Regions from separate parts of the Homo sapiens genome. Here region 1 is linked to region 2. Evidence: chromatin contacts called from ENCODE Hi-C or POLR2A ChIA-PET data. All regions are on one chromosome and are shown on one strand. Each heading gives the region's core, a stretch centred on a gene start or an enhancer-like site at or near the end of the contact. The rest is flanking DNA. Distances are from core to core; before and after follow the strand shown. Region 1 holds the start of ANKRD66 (ankyrin repeat domain 66). Region 2 overlaps CLIC5 (chloride intracellular channel 5).

Region 1 (2,922 bases), core at 98-2,597, 790 kb after region 2:
CACATTCTTCTTCGTTGTTTAAGTGCTTCCAATGTCTACTCGTTGTACTTGGAATACAATCCAAACTCCTTACCATGTCCTAGTAGACCGGGAATGATCTCATCTTCTACTTGCCCCACACTGCATAAACCAGCTGCATCCTCCTCTTCTTCATTCTTCACCTAAGCCAAGCTCCTCCCCTCCCTCTACCTAGGTCATCTTCCTAGCTCTTCAGATGCCTGATTTCTTCTGCTCTGCCAGGTCTCCCCTCAGACCCTCAAATGTCATCCCCTAAGTTGCCCATACTCCTTTCCTGGTGTTCTCTGCTATTGTATGTTGTTTGTTCATTGTACTCGTACAGGTTGTGAGTCTACTTGTGTACGTTTATTTGTTTTCTTGTTTATTCTTATCTAGACCAAAAGCTCAAGGACGACAGGAACAATGGGTATCTTGATCTTCACAGGGCCCAGTACAGTGGTGCTTGACAGATATAAGGCATTCACTAAATACATATGGGAAGAAAGGCAGGGAGAGAAATGGATGGAGAATGAGGGAGGTGGGAAAGATAGTAAGAGAGAGAGAGTGAGAGAGAGGAACTCCCTTCAGAGAAAGGGAAAAAGAAAAGGAAGGAGAGAGGGAAAAGGCAGGGAAAATGTAGAAAGAGAGGAAGAAGAAATAAGGTCTTTTTGACCAGCATCATCATCAATATGGTAGATTTTCGCTTAGAGCAAGGGGTAAAAAGAGGAAGCAAAAAGAAAGCACCTAGGAATTTTTATTTGGTTCTCCTTCTCCTTCTCCTTCTCCTTCTCCTCCTCCTCCTCCTCCTTCTCCTCCTTCTTCTTCTTCTTTTTGTAAAAGCATCTACCCTGTGCCAAGTGTTTTCTAAATTATTTTAGCTAGTCATATTTAATAGCACTATAAAAAAAAGATGTTAAAATTTCATGTTATTGGTGAGAAAAAAAAAAAAGAAAAGAAAAAAGCCTCTCTAAAGTTAAGGAACTTGCCCAAGACCTGACAGCTGCTTCTGAATGTGAGGAGCCCACACTGTCCCCACTCCCCCACAGGTCTCACATCTCTTATGGTTATGTGGTCTGTAAGCAGCCTACCTCCGTCACAGTATTATGTGGGCAGACAATCATTCACAGCTTTTTAAATTTTATTTTACTTTTATTTTTTGCATTAAATACTATTTGAAAGAACCTGTTAAGGGCCAACACATTTGGACTAAAAAAGATGGCTGGAACTGCTGAAGAGTTAGGGTGTGAAGCAGACTGGCAATCCCACCCCACCAGACACCTAGGGAAGCTGAAGTTGACTGGCTGGCTTTCATGCAGAAGGAGGAGTCAGTTTCCATGGCATGGACACAACACTCCGGATGGTTAGGACTGCCTGTCAGCACAGAGCTCCTCAAATTTCACACAAGACAGTAAGTGTTTTTAAGTTACCCTCTCTTATTTACTATAGTTATTAAAAATCACTCACATTTATTAAAACTGATATTTATTGACTACTTTGCACTTGATTTCCTATCTTTATGGTAGATGTGCCTCTACCAGAAAGATAGGAAATCAAGTGCATTTAATCAAATTCACAAGGATTGGTTACTAAAGGAACCAATTGATAAATTTCAGTAGTCAATGCCAAGCTAGTGAGTTGTATATATTTTCTGCAAACAAATTGTGTTTGTTTTTGTTTTGTAGAAAGCTTCTAATTAATAGTTTTTTGTAAAGCAGCTTTGTTAAAATACAATTCACATACCATAAAACTGGATTCATTTAAAATGTAGAATTCAGTGGTTTTGGGCCTTTTGGAGTTGTGAAAGCATCTAATCTAATTTAAGAACATTTCATCACCCCAAAAAGAAATCCTGTACTTATCAGCAGTCACTCCCCACCCCAACCTCCATCGCAGCCCTAGGCTGCCTATAGTCTACATTCTAGCTATCTAGATTTGCTTATTCTGGGCATTCCACATACATGGAGGTATGCAATATGTGGTCTTCTGTAACTGGCTTCTTTCACTTAGCATGTTTCAAGGTTCATCCATAAAGTATGTATCAGTACTTCATTCCTTTTTATTGCCAAATAAGAATGCTTTATATGGATATTCCACATTTTGTGTATCTATTCATCTATTGATGAACCTTTGGGATGTTTCCACTTTTGCCTCTTATAAATAATGCTTCTAAGAACATACATGTACAAATGTTTATATGGATATATGTTTTTCTTCTCTTGGGTATATAGCTCATTGGAATACTCAGACTTTCCCATTTCAAAACTTACTACAAACCTGCAGTAATCAGGACTGTGTAGTACTAGCATAAAGATAGATATTTAGAGCAACGGAGTAGATCTGAGAGTCTAGAAAAAACCCTTATATTTATGTTCAATTGTTTTGTGGCAATTGTTGTCAAGTATAAAAATTAACTCAAAACGGATCACAGACCTAAAAGTAAGTCTTAAAACTATAAAACTCTTAGAGGAAAACACAGGAATACATCTTTGTGAGGGAGAGGACCAACTTCATTCTTTTAGCTGTAGATATCCAGTTGTCTCAGCATCATTTATTGAAAAGACTATTATGTTGTCACTGAATTTTCCTGGCATACTTATTGGAATCAGGAAGTGTGAGTCCTCTAACTTTGCTCTCTTTCAAGATTGTTTTCTTCTGGGTCCCTTGCATTTCCATATGATTTTTTAGAATCGGCTTTTCCATTTCTCTGGAAATAAATTTTGCTGCCTAATGCTTCCACTTGAATTGCAACTCACCCATGGAAAGTTATGGAATCTTGGCATGAACTCAAATGTGGGACAAATGGGGTTAGTTGAAATGTACACCTGCTTAAAGGCCTCTATGAAAGGCAAGCGAAAAACTTCTAGATACTGATTTAAAAAATGGTTTTATTTTAGTGGCACCCTCAGATTAGAAACACTCTAGCAT
Region 2 (2,902 bases), core at 54-2,553:
GTGGAAAGGAAAGTGGCCTTGTGTTTGACACGGCTAGGTCCTGTTAATATCCAGGAGTGTGCTTCTGTGTCTGCGCCAGCTGGTCAGAATGCAAGAGCAAGAATGGAGCAAAATGAGGGGGAAGAAGGTTTGGCAGATTGGGGAAAATGGGAAAGGGGAGGGTTACACTAAAAATGTTTAGGGAAGAGGAGGGAAAATGGTGGCGACTTCCAAGACGGTGCTGGGATTCACCCCAAATGCTCTCTCTGAGAATGCCACATTTCTTGTGGGAGTCGGGAGTGGAAAACATTAAACGCAGAAACTGTAAAAAAAGTAAACAGTGGGAGTAGAGGAGTCTGTAATGAAACAAATTCCTGGCGTAATCAGTTTGGGAGGGGAAGAGAAGAATTTCAATTACTGTGCTACTCCCATGTCCCTCCCCAAACACACACACTCTCCAGCTGCATTCTGAGGCACTTGGAACTCAGACAACTGAGACGGAAAGTATTTTTAAAATCTAATTTACTTAGTCCCTTTATTTACTTTGTGCATGTCCCTCATTTTAGACAATGAAAGGACATTCTTTATTTGCTCCTGTTTTTTAGAGCTGACACAAGGCAGCAACGTGTGTGCTCTCAGTCACCTCTCTGTGGCTTACAGATACAGGAATGTGTGGTGGTGGTGATGGTGGTGGTGGTGGGTTTTTTCCTGGGATTCTGGAGAATTGTGGCCACTGGAGTCAGACGCCCTTGGGAAGTACTGCCTATGGCCACCGACGCTTAGCTAGAGTTGCAGCCCTCTGTCTTTGTTGACCCTGCTTCAGTATTTATAGTTGAGACTATATCATTAGCATTGGATGACGTATTGCCAGGTATGATTTATGAATTATGTAATGAGGATCGGTCTTCTTTTCCTTACTGGATTGCCAGCTCCATGAACCCAGTGATAATTCTAAGAATAACCAACATGCAACGAGTTCTTGCTATGAGTCAGGTACAGGACCAATTGCAAATGTTTTACATGGCCTGCCTCGATAAATTCTCACAATAATCCTATTGATTAAGAAGACACTGTCTCCATTGTACAGATGAGGAAACTGAGGCTCTGAAAAGTTCAAGATTATTCAGTCACTAAAGTGTAGTGCCAGGAAAATAAATCAGTTTTCTTAGAAATTAATGTGTGTGTTCATGGGTAGAGGGGGCAGTAAGAAAGTTTCCTTATCTGTAAAAATGGAGTGGTGCTACATGCCTGGTCTACGTCAAAGGGGTGTTGGCTGGACCAGGTGTGATCATGTGAAGGAGGAACCAAACCATCTGAAGCACGCGGGCAGGGGTGGTTCCCTCTCCCACTCTCTTCTCCAGCAAACATACAAGTCCTCTCTCACACATGGTAATCCAAACACCTCCAATTCTGCACTGAAGGAAGCTGCTTTTTCATAAGTCTGCTGCTCTCTTTAGTTATCACAGACATTAATTGCATAGTGGATGCAAGTTCATTTATTTGACAGATAGTATTTGAGGACCTGTGAAAAACTAGTTTCTATGGAGGATACAAACAAACTTAAAACACGATTCCAGTCTGTCCTTGAGGGATTGAAGGTCTCATTTGAAAGATGAAACAAACTTCATAACTGAGGTATTATGAAGAGCATAGTATTTGAACCAAGCAGATGGCGTTTAGCCCCTCTAATTTCTAGTTGGCATCTTGGGCGAGTCTCATATATATCTGTCTCAGTTATTTCTCAAATAACACGGAGAAGTAAGACCTCCTTCACAGGATTATACATTATGTGATTTTTTTTTAATGAGAAAGCATTTACCAGTTGTAAAGCATTAGGGGTGCAGACCTCAGAACTTGATGAAACACTAAATCACGACACAAGGCAACATAGACAACAGGTGCTGGGTGAGTCTGGAGGGAGGTTGGGTTGACAGGTGTGCTTGTATGAGTGTGGTGGGATGGGTATGAGTAGGCCTTACAGAGGGGATGGGCTGAAGCTGAGCCTGGGGCCAGGGACAAGAAGGAAGAGAGGGCCTGTTTTAGACAGAGGATGCAGTTCTGCCAAGGGATGGAGGCTCAAAGGAAGAAGAACAGCAGAAGGCAGGCCAGCCTGACAGAGTAGACAGGTCACGGTGAGAAGTGTTGGGAAAGAGTGTTGGGAAGAATGAAGGAAAAGACAAATCGGGGCTTCGGATGCATCAAGTCCATGGACAATGGGAAACATCAAAGGTTTCCTGTGCATGAAAGTGGCCTGATTAAAGCATTATTTTAGGAATAATAACCTTAGAATCACATAAAGGATGGGTCAGAGAGAGAGAAAAAGAGAATGTGTGAACCTGGAAAGATGAAGACCAGTTTGAAGAACAATGAGACTCTCAGGGTGGCAGTGGTGAGACTTGAACCAGTTGTAGGCTTTGAGAATGAAAAAGAGAGTTTGGAGGAAGAGAGAGTGCAATAGGAGAATGCTCTAGACTTGGCTACTGATCAACAATGAAGGCAGCAATAGAAAGGAGCAGGAAGTGTTTAGTGCCTAGAAAATAGAAGAAAAAGACCAGGAGCAGTGGCTCACGTCTGTAATCCCAGCACTTTGGGAGGTCGAGGTGGGTGGATCACAAGGTCAGGAGTTCAAGACCAGCCTGGCCAAGATGGTGAAACCCCGTCTCTACTAAAAATACAAAAATTAGCCTGTCATGGTGGCATGTTTCTGTAATCCCAGCTACTCGGGAGGCTGAGGCAGAGAATTGCTTAAACCCAGGAGGCAGAGGTTGCAGTGAGCTAAGATCGTACCACTGCACTCCAGCCTGAGCAACAGAGTGAGACTCTGTCTCAAAAAAAAAAAAAAAAAAAGAAAGAAAAGAAAATAGAAGAAAAAAGGAGTTCAAGAAGAGCTCAACTCAGAGGAAAAGGATACAAATTGATGTAT

Evidence for each region. Hi-C counts contacts between places; a loop is a spot of excess contacts on that map. ChIA-PET counts read pairs that join two places held with the same protein, here RNA polymerase II (POLR2A).
Region 1: a map of sciatic nerve shows a loop between it and region 2 (15-fold over the local background). The contact joins the promoter of ANKRD66 here to the enhancer-like site in region 2. A Hi-C loop is called at or near these places in 1 of 168 maps with a recorded cell type or tissue (sciatic nerve). POLR2A ChIA-PET finds 5 or more read pairs at or near these places in 1 of 52 experiments (H1).

What each region holds. Positions count from the first base shown.
Region 1 is chr6:46,745,586-46,748,507 of GRCh38, forward strand. It overlaps ANKRD66 (ankyrin repeat domain 66), which reads left to right and starts at 1,348. Exons shown (of 5, transcript NM_001162435.3): 1 at 1,348-1,405.
Region 2 is chr6:45,951,466-45,954,367 of GRCh38, forward strand. The region is part of intron 2 of CLIC5 (chloride intracellular channel 5); the gene reads right to left. Among named protein-coding and RNA genes, the nearest start is that of CLIC5, 63 kb to the right of the region's middle. Within about 2 kb of position 1,304, at least 4 of the 41 ENCODE cell types and tissues checked have a DNase peak (open chromatin) inside an H3K27ac peak, as active enhancers do.